Linked DNA regions of Mus musculus: region 1 is linked to region 2. A link is a loop called in an ENCODE intact Hi-C map of the cell type or tissue named here. Cell type or tissue: left cerebral cortex. All regions are shown on one strand. Links, peaks and the distances in the headings refer to the core of each region. The heading gives the core; the rest is flanking DNA. Region 1 has its middle 12 kb from the start of Jmy. Region 2 has its middle 7.4 kb from the start of Gm31977.

Region 1 (8,335 bases), core at 318-8,317, 94 kb before region 2:
CAAGAGAACCTCAAGTTTGAGGTTATCTGGGCAAACTAGCAACTATCAAAGGAAGGAAGAAAGGAAACAAACAAACATGAATCTGGAATTCTGAAGTGCCTGCTGATTTCATGCAGCTGAGCAGCAAGGTTTTCTTTCTTTTCTAAAAATTTAAGGACAACAACAAAAGATTTATTTAGTTATTATGCACGCACACACACAGATACACACACACACACACACACACACACACACACACGTATATATAGGCAAGGCAACTCTTATAAGGACAACATTTAATTGAGGTTGGCTTAAAGGTTCAGAGGTTCAGACCATTATCATCAAGGCAGGAACATGGCAGCATCCAGGCAAGCATGATGTAGGAAAAGCTAAGTGTTCTACATCTTGTTCCGAAGGCAAACAGAAGACTGGCTTCCAGGGAGCTAGGATGAGGGTCTTAAAGCCCACACCCACAGTGACATACTTTCTCCAATAAGGCCACAACCCCTGATAGTGCCACTCCCTGGGCCAAGCATACTCAAACCACCACAAGTAGTAAGTGCTCTTAACCACTGAGCCATCACAATCTCTCCAGACCAGTTTCTGCTTTTTTAAGGAAAGTCTACTTAAGTGACAGTGCTTGTCTGCATATGCCTTCATCGCCCTTCATAGTACTTTATATCATATTCTGATTTTACAACTTCCAAGATGCCCAAAGGCCCTGGCATAGGTAGCATGCAGGGATGCCACATGCTACATGGCTCCTGGAATTGACCTGACTGAGGCGACAAGAGAATGTCAGACACATGGGTACACCAACACAGAAAAGGTAGGGTCAGATGAAAAAGGTGGAGTTGGGGTCTGGGCTCCGATGGGAAACCATGGCAGCCTTGGAAGCTTAGAGTGTGTATTATATACATCTGAGCAAGGCAACAGGTTTCCTTATCTCAGGAGGAGCTGTCTCTGTAGGAAAGAAGTCTTCAAGAAGTGAACCTCCCAGGGAGTAGCCATGCATGCCAGGGAAAGCTGTGCATCGTGGGAGAAAGCTATGTGAGTATTTTTTGCACACACTGTAAGCATAAACACTTAGATCTGAGGAAGGCTTTGCCATCCCTATGAGTTTTGACACTCCCATAGTGCTGAGACTTTGGTCTTTGACTTGGCCAGCTCACATGTCAACAACACATACACACTCAGGACTTCCTCCATGCCCCACATAGGAGACACTGAGGGTGAAAAATCACCCTCAGGGAGGTGACTGGACTTAAGCAGGAATGGAGACTATGTCTGCCAGCTTCTTCCCCACATCTCATTTCTCCTAAGTCAAGTTTCACCCCATGAGGAGCTCCCATCTCCAGGCTACCACATTCAGCGCTTCAGGAAGACAGAGCCGGTGCCCTGAAGGTCAGGAGCTCGACCTCGCCTGGAAATGAGGGAGACTCATGTCAGAGAGCTTCCCTGCACCAAGCCTGCAGCTGTGGAGAGAGAGAGACAGGAAGAGCGGGGCAGTCTGGGATGACACTGGCGTGTGGAGAGTTAGATGGCAGGGGAGTGACACCCGGAACCCACAAGTGCCATGCTTGATCACAGACTTTAAAGCTTAAGAAAGTCGATCGCTGCAAAAAACAATGTGTGTTTCATGCATATATAGTTAAAACTACAGGCAAATCAAAACAAAGTTTTATTTATCTTTAAGGATATCAATATATATAGTTTTTTGTTTTGTTTTTGTTTTTGTTTTTTGTTTTCCTGAGAAATCTCTCTACATAGCCCTGGCTGTCCTGGAACTCCTTATGTAGGTCAGGCCAGCTTCAAACTCACAGAGATCTGCCTCCCTCTGCCTCTCAAGTCCTGGGCTTAAAGGCACTCACACCCACACCTGGCCCTAGAATGTGCAGGCTCTATTCATTTTCTAATATTTCCTGCAACAGATTTGTAACATTTTCAGTTGTGTGTATGTGTATGCTGTTTGTGGGTATTTACACATGTGAGTGCCAGTGCTTGCTGAGTCCAAGAAAGCTCACTGGAGCCCCTGGAGTTGGAGTTATAGGAAGTTGGAAACTACCTGAATTAGATTATAAAAACTGAACACAGGTCCCCCCTGAAAAGGCAGTATACACCAAGTATGGTGGTGCACACATTTAATCCCAGTATTTGGGAGGCAGAGGCAGGTTATCTCTGTAAATTCAAGGCCAGCCTTGACAACAAGGTAAGTTCCAGGACAGCCAGGACTACACAGTGAGACCCTGTCTTAAGGAGGGGGCGGGAGGGTGGATAGAAGGGGGAAAGGAAAGTAAAAAGAAGAAAAGGGAGCACTCTTTATCATTTTTAGCAAGGATCCATCTTTCCCACTCCCAAACAGTACATTTTGTTCTATTTATTTAATTTACTTATTTTATTGTGTTTCGTCTGCATGTATGTTTGTACATATATGTGCCATTTGTGTGCCTACCATTTGGGTTACTGGGAACTCAAATTGGGTTCTCTATAAGAATAGCATATTATCTTAACTACTGAGGCATTTCTCTAGCCTCATCAAAACAAGGGGGAATTTTTTTTTTCAAGACAGGGTTTCTCCGAGTAGCCCTGACTGTCCTGAAACTCACTCTGTAGACCAGGATGGCCTTGAACACAGAGGTCTATCTCTACCTGTCTTTACCTCCTGAATGCTGGAATTAAAGGCACCACACCGGGACTAAAGCTTTAAATGCTACCTAGAGACAACTGCTTTAAACTGTGACGGAACAGCTTTGCTGTGAGAATGCTAGCCCAGGGTACACAAAACCTCAACACCATGAAAACAAAACAAACAAAAAAAGCTCTTGGTGTATATCTTATTATGTCTCTTTCTCCATTTATTTACACAAAAATCAGATCTCACTGTAAGCAACTCTTCTTACCTAACACATCCTTAAAGTCTTTAAAGGACTTTACTGTTATTTTTTTTTTAAAAAGAACTCCAAGTTATATGTGATAATTATATGCCTGAAATCTTAGGACTGGGGCCGCAGAAGCAGAAAGATTGCAAGCTAGAGGCTAGCCTGGGCTATAAAATAATACCAGTCCAAAAGGAAAAGAAACAAAAATCCAAAAAGAATTCTAATGTGTAAATTTACATAATAATAGCCATTTAGGACATTTATTGAATGTATGTGTGTGCACATGCACACACGTATTGCTGCATACCACACCTAGAATAGGACATTTAAATCGCTACTACATTTATATCCCTGAGCACAGCCTTCATTGTGTCTGTTTTTCTTCTAGGGGCTGCTCTGAGACATTGAAACAGTTATTTAAAACTCATCTAAGCAACAACCATCGGGTGGAATCGGAGGTGCAAGAGATTTGAAAGGAAAGCATCGACAGGGAAAAGAAAGATGCAGACACGCAGACAAAGAAGGAGAACAGGAAGGCTGAGAGTCCGCCCCGCTGCTCGGAAGGACAGGGAAGAAAGGAAGGCTCAGAGTAGAATGGAGCTAAGGATGTGTTGGCAAGGCCACTCCGTGTCTCACAGGAGCAGGCCTGCCTAGTCCCCTTGCTTACTCCACCCCTGGCTGGGAGCCTCGGGGAGGGAAGGGTGGCAGATCCAAAAGCAGCTGCCTGGGAGTCTGTTGCTTAAGCTCGACACTCTGAGGCCCATTCTCAAAGCTGCCATGAATGCCATCTGTGCTTGGAAAGGCGTCCTACTACTCACTAGATCATTGATTCGTGGCACATCGAGGACACACTGTGAGCAGGACCGAGGTACTCACAGCCTAGTCCTCAGCTCCAGTTTGATGGATTACCAGGACATATTCCCAGAAGTTAGAAATGGACACATTTTCAGAATATCCCAAGGGCAATTGGCAGCATATAGGTTCATTGTTACATTTGCAATGATTTTTTTCTTTCGTGATTCTAAGGAAACTACAAAATCGATTTGGGCTTTTTTCTCATTGCGTAGAATGTACTGTACTAATTTTTCATAGTGTAGTAAATCCAAATATTAATAAAGTCTAGATATGACACAATAGCTACATTTTTACAAAATATTTTTGAGAGAGGAAATATACACATCTCCAAGTACAAATTTTCCTCTTGTTTTCCTGTCATAATAAGCCTTATTTTAAAAGTATGTTTTGAGCCCAGCATGATGGTACATGCTTGTAATCTGGGAACTTGAGAGGTAGAGACAAAACGATGAGGAATTTAAGATGAAATGAGCCAATTCAAGTTAGAGTATATTAAAGCCAGGTTTATCGAGTTCGCTTGCCTCAAGGAAGGAGGCCAGGAAGTTGGCAAGGGGAGGCGTGCAGGGAGGGGGAGAGAAAGAAGAATGCATGCACAGAGAGAGAGGAGAAGGGGAAGAGTGTAAAGATCAAAATGTCTAGAGGATGTAGGATGGAGCCCCTGGGGGAAGGGCAGCCCAGCTCCTGGGCTGGAAAGTTCAGGGTTGGGGACAAGGTATAGCAGGTAGAGACTGAGGGATGCTGGGAGAACCCTGAGGCCAGGTCTGCTGCTTTGATACATAAAATAGGCAGGTCTCAGAGACCAAAACCAAACACTAGGTAACAAATTTCTAGGTTATTGTGAGATACTGTGTCAAAAGACAATATGATGCTTAATTAATTATTTTCAAAAAGATCTCATTAAGCAACCCGGGCTGACTTTAACTTTTCCCCAATGCCTCAGTCTCAAAAACATACTTTTACAAGTGTTTATTTCATTTTGTGTGTATTAGTGTATTGTCTACATGTACATATGTGCACCACATTTGTGCCTCCTGCCTGTGGAAGTCAGAAGAGGAAGTTGGATCTCCTGGAACTAGCGTTATGGATGGTTGTAAGCCATTGTGTGGGTGCTGAGAACTGAACCTGGGTCCTCCTCAAAAGCAATAAATGCTCTTAAGCATTGAGCATCTTTCCAGCCTGATCTTCTTATTTCATATGTTTATGTATATTTTATGTTTGTCTTAGGGTTTTGATGCTGTGAACAGACACCATGACCAAGGTCATGATAGTTCCTGATAGTTTTCCTGATAGTTCTTTTTTTTTTTTTAAATATTTTCTTTATTTACATTTCAAATGTTATCCCCTTTCCTAATTTCCTCTCCGAAAATCCCCTATCTCCTCCCCCTCACCCCTGCTCCCCAACCCACCCACTCCCATTCCTGGTCCTGGCATTCCCCTATACTGGGGCATAAAGCCTTCACAGGACCTAGGGCCTTTCCTCCCATTGATGACCAACTAGGCCATCCTCTGCTACATATATAGCTAGAGCCACAAGTTCCACCATGTGTTTTCTTTGATTGGTCGTATAGTTCCAAGGAGCTCTGAGGGTACTGGTTAGTTCATATTGATGTTCCTCCTATGGGGCTTCAGACCTCTTCAGCTACCTGAGTACTTTCTCTGGCTCCTTCATTGGGGACCTTGTGCTCTGTCCAATGGATAATTGTGAGCATCCACTTCTGTATTTGCCAGGTACTGGTAGAGCCTCACAGGAGGCTCCTGACAGCAGGCTCCAAGGCAACTCTTACAAGGACAACATTTAATTGGGACTAGCTTGCAGGTCAGAGGTTCAGTCCATTATCATCAAGGTGGGAGCATGGCAGCATCCATGCAAGTATGGTGCAGGAGGAGCTGAGAGTTCTATATCTTCATCTGAAGGCTGCTAGCAGATTACTGACTTCCAGGAAGCTAGAATGAGGGTCTTAAAGCCCATACCCACAGTGACACACTTACTCCAACAAGGCCACATCTTCTAATAGTGCCACTCCCTGGGGCAAGCATATACAAGCTATCACAATGTTGTTTTCTTTAGTTTTTTTCTCCTTTTCTTTCTTTCTTTCTTTCTTTCTTCCTTCCTTCCTTCCTTCCTTCCTTCCTTCCTTCCTTTCTTTCTTTCTTTCTTTCTTTCTTTCTTTCTTCTTTCTTTCTTTCTGTTTGTCTTTTTTGTTTGTTTGTTTTTTTCTCTATGTAACCCTGGCTATACTCATTCTGTAAACCAAGTTGGCCTTAAATGCAGAGATCTACCTACGTTTGCTCCCAAGTGCTGGGACTAAAGGTGGGCGGGCAATCTGGATGGTTATGTATTAGTTTCTATGGCTACTATAATAAATTATTTCAAATTTTAACATTTTTACTCTTGTTTATTCACTTCTGTTTATTTTATTTGGTTTTTTCGAGACAGGGTTTCTCTGTGTAGCCCTGGCTGTCCTGGAACTCACTTTGTAGACCAGGCTGGTCTCGAACTCAGAAATCCACCTGCCTCTGCCTCTGCCTCTGCCTCTGCCTCCCAAGTGCTGGGACTAAAGGTGTGCACCACCATGTCCTGCTTATTTTATTTTTTAAAATAGAATTTCAAGGAGCCTAGGCTGGCCTCAGATTTGCTACTTAAGCCAAGAATAGTGGCACATATTTATCATATTGTCACTTGTGAGGCTCAAGCAGCAACAATGGAGACTTCTAAGTCCACCTGCACTGCCATAGTTAAACTGTCATTATTATTTTATGTTCCATAATTCAAAATTCCCCCAGATGTTATTTTGTTTTACTTTTTAATTTTTAAAGACAGGGTCTCTCTAATATGTACCCCTGGAGCTATCCTGGAACTCACTATGCAGACCAAGTCCGCCTAAAACTCACAGAGATCTACCTACCTCTGCCTCCCAAGTGCTGGGATGAAAGGCCTGTACCCCTACACTTGACCTTGGTTTTGCCTTCTTAAAAACCCTTTTTATCTAGTTAAGATGAATTCTCACTGTGAGAAAAAAGTCAAGAGGAAGTGCCTTCTAATCTCCCCAAAAGATACTCTGCTGCGCTCAGTTTAACCCTTCCTCGGGGCTTCACTTGCACGCAGGAGCCTCGTTCTGGATAGCGCAGGGTGTGTTCAGCTTGTCTTTAGAAGTCAGCCAATTCTGCAGTCTGCCCATTACATTTCTCTCTTGTTTTAGCTCCCTTTTCATTTTCTTTTCTCTACAAAGCCATTGCACTACCCTCTACCAACTCTTTTCTCTGACTTTTCTAAAATAATACAAACTTCCTGGCCTTGTACTTGCTAACACCTGATTTGATGTATTCTTATGCAGATGTGTGCATGCACAAATCGGGATAACCTTAACTGACTTAGTACTCGATATGCAGACCACAATGGCCCAGAACTAACAGTCCTACCTTCCTCTGTCTCCAAAGTGCTGGAATTAAAGGGGTGTGCCACCACACCCAGCTATCTGCCTTGGTTTTGAGGCAAAGTGTAATGATCCTTACTTTGGCAAATTGTCACCTGATGTTTGAATTCATTGAGAAGGTGACTATGGGAACAGAGTCGGCCTACGTCATCAGAGCCAAGCATGTTTATGGAGATGGGCTTATATGGAGATGGCCTGCTCCCCTGAGGGAAGAGAAGAGTAAAACAGCCCAAGAGTAACAACATTGTATCCTTGAGAACGGCTAGAGAGTGAATGTTTCCAGCAGAGGTTACTATTATTTATCCCATGATATAAAAGTGTCTTCAGCTGGAAGAGAAGCAGGAAGGTTCATCCATGGAGAGAAAGTCCATCAGGAAAACCAGCTGACAGCCTCCACTTGGCTTCTGCTGGATGTTAGGAGAGTCCACTTTGATGATAAAATCTCTGCCTGTTCTCTCTGCTCTTTTACTTGGGAGCCTCACCCAAGGGACACTGCACTCTGTCTAGGACTAGCTGGGGAGTTCTAGCTGAGTGTCTCAACGGAATTTCCCCACTCAGTTCCTGCTGGAGTTTTGAGCTTGAGATTGGATGATGTTTTGCTATGTATCCATTCACCCAAATGAAAAACAGGTTATTCTCTGCAGCATACAGAACATAGGATCTCTCACTGAAGCGGGGCATCATTGATTCAGCCAGGCTGGCTGGCCAGACAGACCCAGAGGTCTTCCTGTCTCTAGATTCCCTAGTGCTGGGATTCTAGCACACATTGCAGCATCTGGAAGTCTAATCCAGTGCCTTGGGCTTGTACAGCAAGCACTTTCCTAACTAAACCAAGTCCTCAACCCCTCATTTAGTCCTCACAGTTCATGCTCAAACTCAGTCTCATTTCAGGACATGTCTCCTCACTCCACGTAATTTATGACAGGATGATAAAGGGTGGGGTTGAGAGATTTGTCACAAGGCCTCTAATGATCCTAATGTATCAACAGGGTTGAAAGTGACTTAGTCTAAGTTCTGGGATCATTGTTCTACACCTACATTCTTCCTTCTCATGAATCAGTTTCCCTCAACTCCCCATGAACTGGACATGACGTCTTCTGCTTTCCCCAACACTTGGTGCTAAGGATCAAGCTTGGGGCTTAGACTAGGTTAAGTAAAACTCTACCACTAGGTGTACACTCCCAGTCT
Region 2 (8,335 bases), core at 289-8,288:
TTGTGGCGTCTCCTTCCAAGTGTTACTTCCAAAACTGTGCAGTGACATGTCACTAAGACTTAGTGGTGCTCCGCCAGCTTGAACACCCTGCTCTAGTAGTTGGCCACACCACTTTGGCTCGAGGAGAGTCACATGTGCGCACTCGCCCAGGAGCTATCTGGGTTTGCGAAGGGAACACACACACACACACACACACACACACAAGTTCATTTTAAAATGCCTCGACTAGCTCAAAGGCTGGGCAGTTCTAATCCTCCCCGTAGCTAGCACACATTTCCTTCCTGTAATTCTGGTTTAACGCCCTCTAATTCTGTATTTTATCTTTGTTGCCCTGGCTCCTTCTGGGCCGCTCCCTAGTCTTTGCTGTCCAAGACGCTTCTGGGCAGCCCTTCTGGGGACCGCATTCCTTCTTAAAGACGTTTTGGATGCGTTTCCTTCTGCAGCTCTAAATCTGATCCATCTCCCTCCGAATCATGGCGATTTTGTTTCTCCTCTTTTCCAGTTCCTAGCCAGTGCAAATCTAAAGATTCCCCCCCCCCCCCCCACACACACACGCCCAAGTCTCCGTCTGCCCAGTCATTGGCTGTTTGGCAATTCTTTATTACCAATCAGAGCCAGCTGCGGGGCATGCTTCCTTTTGCCACACACAGGTTTTTTGGATAATACAATTAGCAAGAGAACACCAGCCGCTACCTGAGACTGTTGACAAGTCAGGAGAACCACCAGACTTGAAAGGTCACTCAATCACTCATTAAAGTTGCTCATCTCCGCAGCGCCAGTGTCAGTAGTTTACTGTGTGTGGGGTCCAGAAGGGTTTTACATCTCTGGACAAGCTGGGTTTTACATCAAATACATAGGCTTGGGAGGGCTGCACAGTGTCCCCTTAGGGTGTTGTTTTAATGGCAAAGAGTCATTATTAGAGGAAAGGTGGGCAAGAGGACCCAGGGATGAGTTTCCTGGAAGATGAATGGTGGAGAGAACTCTGAAATGGAAACTGAACAACCACTTGGGTCTCCCAGAGGACTGTCCCAGCCCCGGTGGGAAAATCACACATTTTGAATCAGGTACAGAGCTGTGTGCTTCGGTGGTCACACCATGAGTTATGGAAGACGTGGATGGGACCTAAGTGTGCGGGCCACACTTCTCTAACCTTCGTGTGTGTGTGTGTGTGTGTGTGTGTGTGTGTGTGTAATGAAATACTTAAGTATGATTAGTTTTCAGAGCTCCAACAGCATCAGTCAAGACCAAACTTTGAATGACCCAGTGAAGAGAAGGAGTGTTGAGTGAGCTCTGTAATGATCTGACACGCACTTTTAAATTAGACAGCTTAGTGTGGGCAACCTACTTATCCTGGAGGTCCAGGGACTGCAGCTGGATGGCCAACGTGATATTTGCAGGCAATTGCTAAGAGTAAGATTCCTCAAAACCACATTCAGCACGTAAGCATCACACTTTTATGGAATTAAACGGAAACGAAACTATTTGGCGGCTTGATGATTCATTTCCCATTCAGCAAATATTTTCGGTGTCTTCAATGATTTAATTTGATATTTTCAATTTATACCATTCATTTTAATTATTAAGTTTAGCAAATATTTTCAGTTGTCAATTTAGCTAAATGTTTTATTTAGCAAATATTTATTGAGACTAGTATGTGCCAAGAATGTATTGGCAGCCGGAGATCTTGAAATGAATTCTAAACTAATCAGCTCATTGCAGGAAGGTGTGTGTAAAATCAGGAAAGATTAGCAAACACTTGGCCACTTTTAGTTAGACTCGGGGTGTATTCTTCTCGGGGTGTAGACACGGTAGGCTTTAGGCAAGTCTCAATTTCTTCTCCTGGAAAACAACAATGTTTGGTTGCTCATATTCTTGCTTCAGGACTCTAAGAGACAGCCACGCAACAAGCACCCAAGCAATGATGTTATTATTATCATAAATGTTTTTCTTCTTCCACCCAGGCACCTGCAACAATGCCAGCATAGAGAAGCAGACACTCAATAAATGCTATTGAATCAGCAAACAAATTGGCAAACAAGATAAAGCAACACCCATCTTAATGATCCATCCCATTTGTGGATAAAAGTCAGGACATGGCTGGCAGGTTCTTCTCATATAGCTCCAATTACAGCGGGTAATGTGTTATATTGCCACATATCTTTAACATGGTTCTTTCTCTTACTGTTTAGAGGAGTCATACATCTTCCTGTCAGACAGCTTTTCGTCTATTCAAACATTTTTACCATCTCTTTTATTAGCAGAGTCTTTGGTGTGTGAATTTGTAGGCTCTTTATAAATTATACAAAATAGTTCCAGGAAATCTGAAGGTTTCCTAGAAACATAATGATCTAGTAGGAAAAGCCTTTCACATCTTTGAAGATTCCCAAGAGGACGTGGGAAACTATGACTTTAGAGTCCTGTTGAGATCAAAGTCATTAGGACCTCAGAACACACATCATGGCCAGGTCATTTTCTTATACCATCGGGGGTTATGGGATGGGCTGAAAGGTCACTTCTTCAACTTTCCGCGGTGCGTGGCTCAAGTCTCAGGCCTCTTCCTTGGGATCTCTTTGTGTTTGCTCCCCTCTCGCCAGCCCCTTCTGCCTCTGACCACATCTGCCAAGGACAATATCTATGGATTGGTAAAGGGAACATGGAAGAGAAGATCCTGTTTGCATGTGTAGCCTGAACTGCCGATGCATTCTTTTTCTGTATAATTTTGCTTTTAGAGACCGGGTTTCTAAATGTAGCCCAGGCTGGTCTCACTTTCCTGATCCGACTGCCTCTATCTCTCCTCTGCTACTATTGCAGGTGAGCACCACTGCCCTTGGTCTAATGTGCTCTTCATACTGACTTACATCCTGTTCTTCACTCTTAAGCACTAAGTTGAGCCTGTGGGTTATTACAACTTGAAAGCTTAATGAAGCCTGAAAGGCTCTTATCAATGAACCACTCTGCCTGCTTGCTTGAACAGTCTTGAGTCGCTTGAGGAAATGTGTACTTGAGTTTCCTTCAAAGTAAACACCACTGTCTGTCTTATATTTGCTCCCTGGTGGGAGACGCACGGAAGCCGTTCTCTGGGTTTAACTAGCCCTGTAGCTGATGTTGCTATTGGATGGTTTTTTTTTTTTTTTGTTGTTGTTGTTGTTGTTGTTGTTTTATCCTGTTTAAAAACTCAGGCCCAGATACTGAATTGCACACACAGTCAAAGTGAAGAATTGGGAATTTGTTTTGTTCTTTTCCTGGCTGTTTTTCATTCTCTGCACGCCCACTCCTGCCCACAGATTCAAGGCTCCTGTCTCTCACCAACACATATTTCTGCCTACAATGTACTCGCTGGCTAATTTACACAGCTCTGATTCATCCCGACAGTCATATGCTTCCGACAGGTGGATACCCCTGGGCAGTCACCTGGAGACATTGTTCTGTAATAGCACTTATGTTTCACAGTAGTGTGATGTGTCACCCTTGTTTTCCAGGCAGAAGATGTGTCAGAATTCCAGCTGTTTGTCTATACCTTAAAGATATTTGTCGTCCTTCTCCCATTCCAGTGGGCTTGGGATTTTGTTTCTTTGTTTGTTTTTTGATAGCATTTTTTCCCTCATGTTTCTAACATTCTGCACATTCTTTCAGATATTGTGCTGTCCCTATGTTGTTCTTCTTTTCTCATCTACCTTGTAAACAGTAATTCGTTGCTCTGGTAACGTACTAGCCCAAGATGACTCCTGTGGAGCCCTGCAGGTTGCAGACAAAAAAATGTGGAAGATGCAGCAGCTGTTCAGACGAAGTGGATGAACTTGGCCTGACACCTAGTCAGGAGGGCTGACCTGCTACACTCTGTGTGCCACCTGGGCTGGCACACAGTAGGGAGGGCTGACCTGCTACACTCTGTGTATCACCTGGGATGGCACACATTAGGGAGGGTGGCCCTGCTACATTCTCCCTGTGTGTCACCTGGCCTGGCACACAGTAGGGAGGGTGGCCCTGCTACACTCTCTCTGTGTGTCACCTGGTCTGGCACACAGTAGGGAGGGTGGCCCTGCTACACTCTCTCTGTGTGTCACCTGGTCTGGCACACAGTAGGGAGGGTGGCCCTGCTACATTCTCCCTGTGTGTCACCTGGCCTGGCACACAGTAGGGAGGGTGGCCCTGCTACACTCTCCCTGTGTGTCACCTGGCCTGGCACACAGTAGGGAGGGTGGCCCTGCCACATTCTCTGTATCTTACTCTTCTACTTCTCCCTCCCTACTGCAGTGTTCCTTGGCTCCTCAGAAACTCAGGGCTCTTTACAGTTTCCTGTCTTCCATGAGGAAGAGCAGCAGTAAATAACCTTTGGCTTGTCGGAGGCACTCACTGCATCAGTTTTCAGCCTGCCTCCCTCAGTCTCGACCGGTCAGTCTGCCATTCTTCTGTTGTGTGTCCACTCAGCTCCAGTCAGTGGGCTGAACTAGGAGTAGATGGCTGATCCCACCTGCCAATCAGATTCATTCAGTGCCTGTTGGATCCACAGCTCTTGCCCTTCCTTCAACACTTAGTAGGTTGGTATATTGCCCTCACTTCCTGGTAATCTTTAGACTCCACCACACAGCCCCTCAGGCAAGACCTGCCCTTCATGGAAAGTGGGCATATTTGAGCAGGGCTCTATTCCTTTCCTGTAGGTGTACCGTGGGTTCCAATGGAGGCCTTTCAAGAACACACGGCAGAGAAGAGAGGAGGGAATGAAGGTGCAGCCAGGAAAGTGTTCAGTGATGAACCCCACCCCCTGGGGGGTATAGTGGGTACAGGATACTGAGGGTCTGTCCACTTCTTCTGCAAGCACGGGGGTCGAGGACCTCCATCCTGAGTCAGGGCAGCTCCCCAGGTTTCTAACATTTAGTTAAGATGCCAGATCAAAGCCCTAGCCAAAGAAAAGGAATGGAGTGAGATAGAACTGAAGGACTGAAAAAGTCTAAGGGCAAAGCACGGGCCCCAGACACCACAGAGCAGTGGTTCTCAACCTTCCTAATGCTGGGACCCTTGAACACAGTTCCTCATGTTGTGGTGCCCCTCAGTCATAAAATCATTTCACTGCTACTTCATAGCTGTAGTTTTGCTACTGTAATGAATCTTAGTGGAAATATCTGATATGCAGGATATCTGATACCTGATCACTGTGAAAGGATCATTTGACCTTCTCAAAGGGGTCGTGACCCACAGGTTGAGAACCACTGCCACAGAGGCTCTGATACCTCCGAGCCCGGGCTGTTGGAGTGGAAAGCAATCCTGGTTTAAGCATAGCTTGGCCGGAAGGGACTGATGGAGGAAACTGGCAGGGAAGGAGGGTGCGAGCTGGGTCACCTTGGATGACTCTGATTTTCTAGGATGATGACCTTCGTCCGGAGGAGGCAGTCAGGCTTCACTGACTGCAGGAGGAATTGGAGGGGCGGGGCCTGGGAAAGAGCAGGAAAGAACACGGACATGCCATGCGGACTGTGGGTGGCTGCAGGCACAAGCCTCAAAGGAGAAGGGTGGGAAGAGGGAGGACTGGGTACAGCAGTTGGAGGAACAGTAAGGAATCTTTTCTGTTGTGGGCAGTTTGCAAGAAAGTGGAAAACCCGAGCGGTCTGCTGTGAAATGGAACTGAAACAGAAGGCCGGCCCAAGCAAGAGAAATAGGCTTCAGCATTGTTGAGGGTTTGGCCTCTGAGCAAATTTCTTTGTAATTGTTTTACAGAGTGGAGTGGGTAGGTTATTTGGGATCCAGGACTTGGCCTGTGCTGTGCTGGGACCACATTCTGGCAGAATTCCAGCTCATTTGGTTGCGCTCTCACTTGAGTTGAGAGAAATGATTGGACTGATCCGGAGTGGGTCCTATCCAGTGCTCTTTAGACTTTAGACTTATCTGTTTCATGCATTTAGATTTCTTACTGGGCCCCAAGACTTTCAACTTATTTTTTATTATGACACATTTATAATTACGAAAGTTGACATTATGATTTATTATATCACATTGTATCATCTACAACTGAAGGCTTTTGAAGTTGAGACTTCCAGGCAGGTAATGAGTAGCCAACAGGCACACGTGCATGTACACGCACATGCACACACATGCTTTCCTCTGATGTAAAATGCTGGCTCTCATCTCCACACTGATAGGCTTCCACTTGCTATGTCTCTGTAGAAGCATCATTATTTCCCAAATAATCCTCCAAATGGTACTGTTGAACCCCTCATATGTGCCTGGACTTCTTGAATGTGCAGGAGCTACATATAGCAGGCTGTGGTTGAAATGTGGAATGTCTGGCTGAAGCAGGCTCACGCTTTTGAACATGTGCTTCCCCGTGATGCTTAGAGACACCCAGCCTACACAGCAGCAGTGGCTTCTGGGCATGGGCCTTCAATGTGGGTGTCTTAGTTAGGGTTTTACTGCTGTGAACAGACACCATGACCAAGGCAAGTCTTATAAATGACAACATTTAATTTGGGCGGGCTTATAGGTTCAGAGGATCAGTCCATTATCATCAAGGTGAGAGCACTGCAGTGTCCAGGCAGGCATGGTGCAGGAGATACTAAGAATTCTACATCTTTATCGGAAGGAAGCCAGAAACAGACTGGGCATCCTCAGGCAGCTAGGAGGAGGGTCTCCAAACCCATTCCCACAGTGATACACTTCCTCCAACAAGGCCACACCTTCTAATAGTGCCACCCCCTGGGCCAAGCATATGCAAACCATCACAGTTATTTCTGGTACCTATCTAACACTTTTCTTCCTGATTCACCAGGTGTGAGAGCCTCTGCCACACTCTCTGCCATGCCTTCTGTGCCTTCACTCCCATAACTGTAACCACGAGCCCAAATAAATGTCCCCTCCCTCTGTCTAGTCTTTGGTCACAGTGACCTATGAGCGGGGCAATGTCCTTGTCCTCACAGGGCTTAAGGCATAGGCCCCAGGAGATACTGCAGGAAAGAAGCAGGCCTTGTGAACACTCTCCAGGATGAGAGCAAGGCTGTTTGGCCAAGTGACGTGAAGGTGGGCACTGAAGTGGGTGGATCACTTTGAGCACTGAAAAGGGACTTCTAGAAAGAGTTTCATCTGGCAGGAATGGCAGGAAGCCAGCACCTTATTGAAATCTGCAGAGCATCACATGCCTGCCTGAGGAGCAAAACAGCTCAGAGAGCTTTAGTGAATAAAGAGCACTGCCCTGTGGGGTCTGATGATGTGGCTGAGAAGGTTTAGAATAGTTGAGAATTGAGAATAGTCTAGAATGGGTCTTTATTATTGGCTTTCTGCCAGCAGTGTTCATGGAAGTCCATCACGGCAGGCCTACCTGCTCCTAATGAGGAAGAAGAGTAGAGAGGCCTCTTTGTCTTTGTTGGCAAATATTTTACATTTGCATCTCCCACGGCAAGAAAAGGTAGCACCACTAATATTACCCACAATGCCAAGGGCCTTTGGGAACACTTTGATCTTGCTTTTGTAGCACTCCAAAACCGTCTGCTTAATGTTGGTCGTGTTATGACTCTCGCGTGATATCATCATTGGTGAACCATTGATGGGACAAGGGCAGATCTTACCAAGAACCCTGGAACCTGTCAGTAATTCATTTACACAGGAAAGTTCTGTCAGGTTTATCACTTGGAATTTCTTTTTAAAATTATTTATGTGTGTGCACATGTGTGTTTTCATGTGTGTTTGCTTACACATACATGTATGCTACATGTGTGCGGGGTGTCTGCAGAAGCCAGAGGATGGTGTTGGATCCCCAGGAGCAGGAGTTACAGACAATTGTGAACTGCTTCACGTGGGTGCTGGAAAAGGAACCCTGATCCTCTGGACGAACAACAAGTTCTCTTAACCACTGAGCCACCTCTCCAGCCCCTATCATTTGGAATTTTATAGTCTAAGTGTGGAAGAACACATTTTAAAAACTTGTCTTTAATTCTTTAGGTATTGGCAGGAAAATGTGACCTCCTTGGATTTTTTGGCTGCACTCTTAGCTGCATGAGACTAGAGGAGAGGTCTCACACACACGAGGGATGTCTCTTTGTCATCTCATATGACTTCAGGCCAGCCTAGAGAGCACAATGGCATGGCCTCCATGAGGCCAGGGACACTGACTGTAGTAGCCTGTTGACCCTGTAGGCTCAGAGGAGAAGGCCTGACAGGGCAATGGACCCTGTGAGGGGTGATTGAACCACTGTGAGCAGCACTGTACGCTGGAGCAGCGATGCAGTCTCCATAATGCCATTCAAGGCCAGGGCCAGCAGAGGAACTTCTGTGGCCCGGAACCTTGACCTTGTCCTGTGTCTGACATGAAAACGTTCCAAGCTAGAGTCCCACACTAGGTAACCCATTC

The links. Hi-C counts contacts between places; a loop is a spot of excess contacts. Peaks named below come from ENCODE experiments on the same cell type or tissue, not always from the same donor. Only the 100,000 strongest peaks of a DNase experiment are listed, where the experiment ranks them.
Region 1: a loop joins it to region 2, with 2.6 times the contacts of the local background. A loop is called at or near these places in 5 of 42 quality-filtered maps.

Annotation. Positions count from the first base shown.
Region 1 is chr13:93,507,435-93,515,769 of GRCm38, forward strand. No RefSeq gene overlaps it. Among named protein-coding and RNA genes, the nearest start is that of Jmy, 12 kb to the left of the region's middle. In left cerebral cortex, for the core only: no CTCF peak of the experiment used is centred there; a DNase peak (open chromatin) is centred at 3,586.
Region 2 is chr13:93,601,594-93,609,928 of GRCm38, forward strand. No RefSeq gene overlaps it. Among named protein-coding and RNA genes, the nearest start is that of Gm31977, 7.4 kb to the left of the region's middle. In left cerebral cortex, for the core only: no CTCF peak of the experiment used is centred there; DNase peaks (open chromatin) are centred at 3,313, 3,700, 5,535, 6,322 and 1 more place; H3K27ac peaks cover 1,857 bases.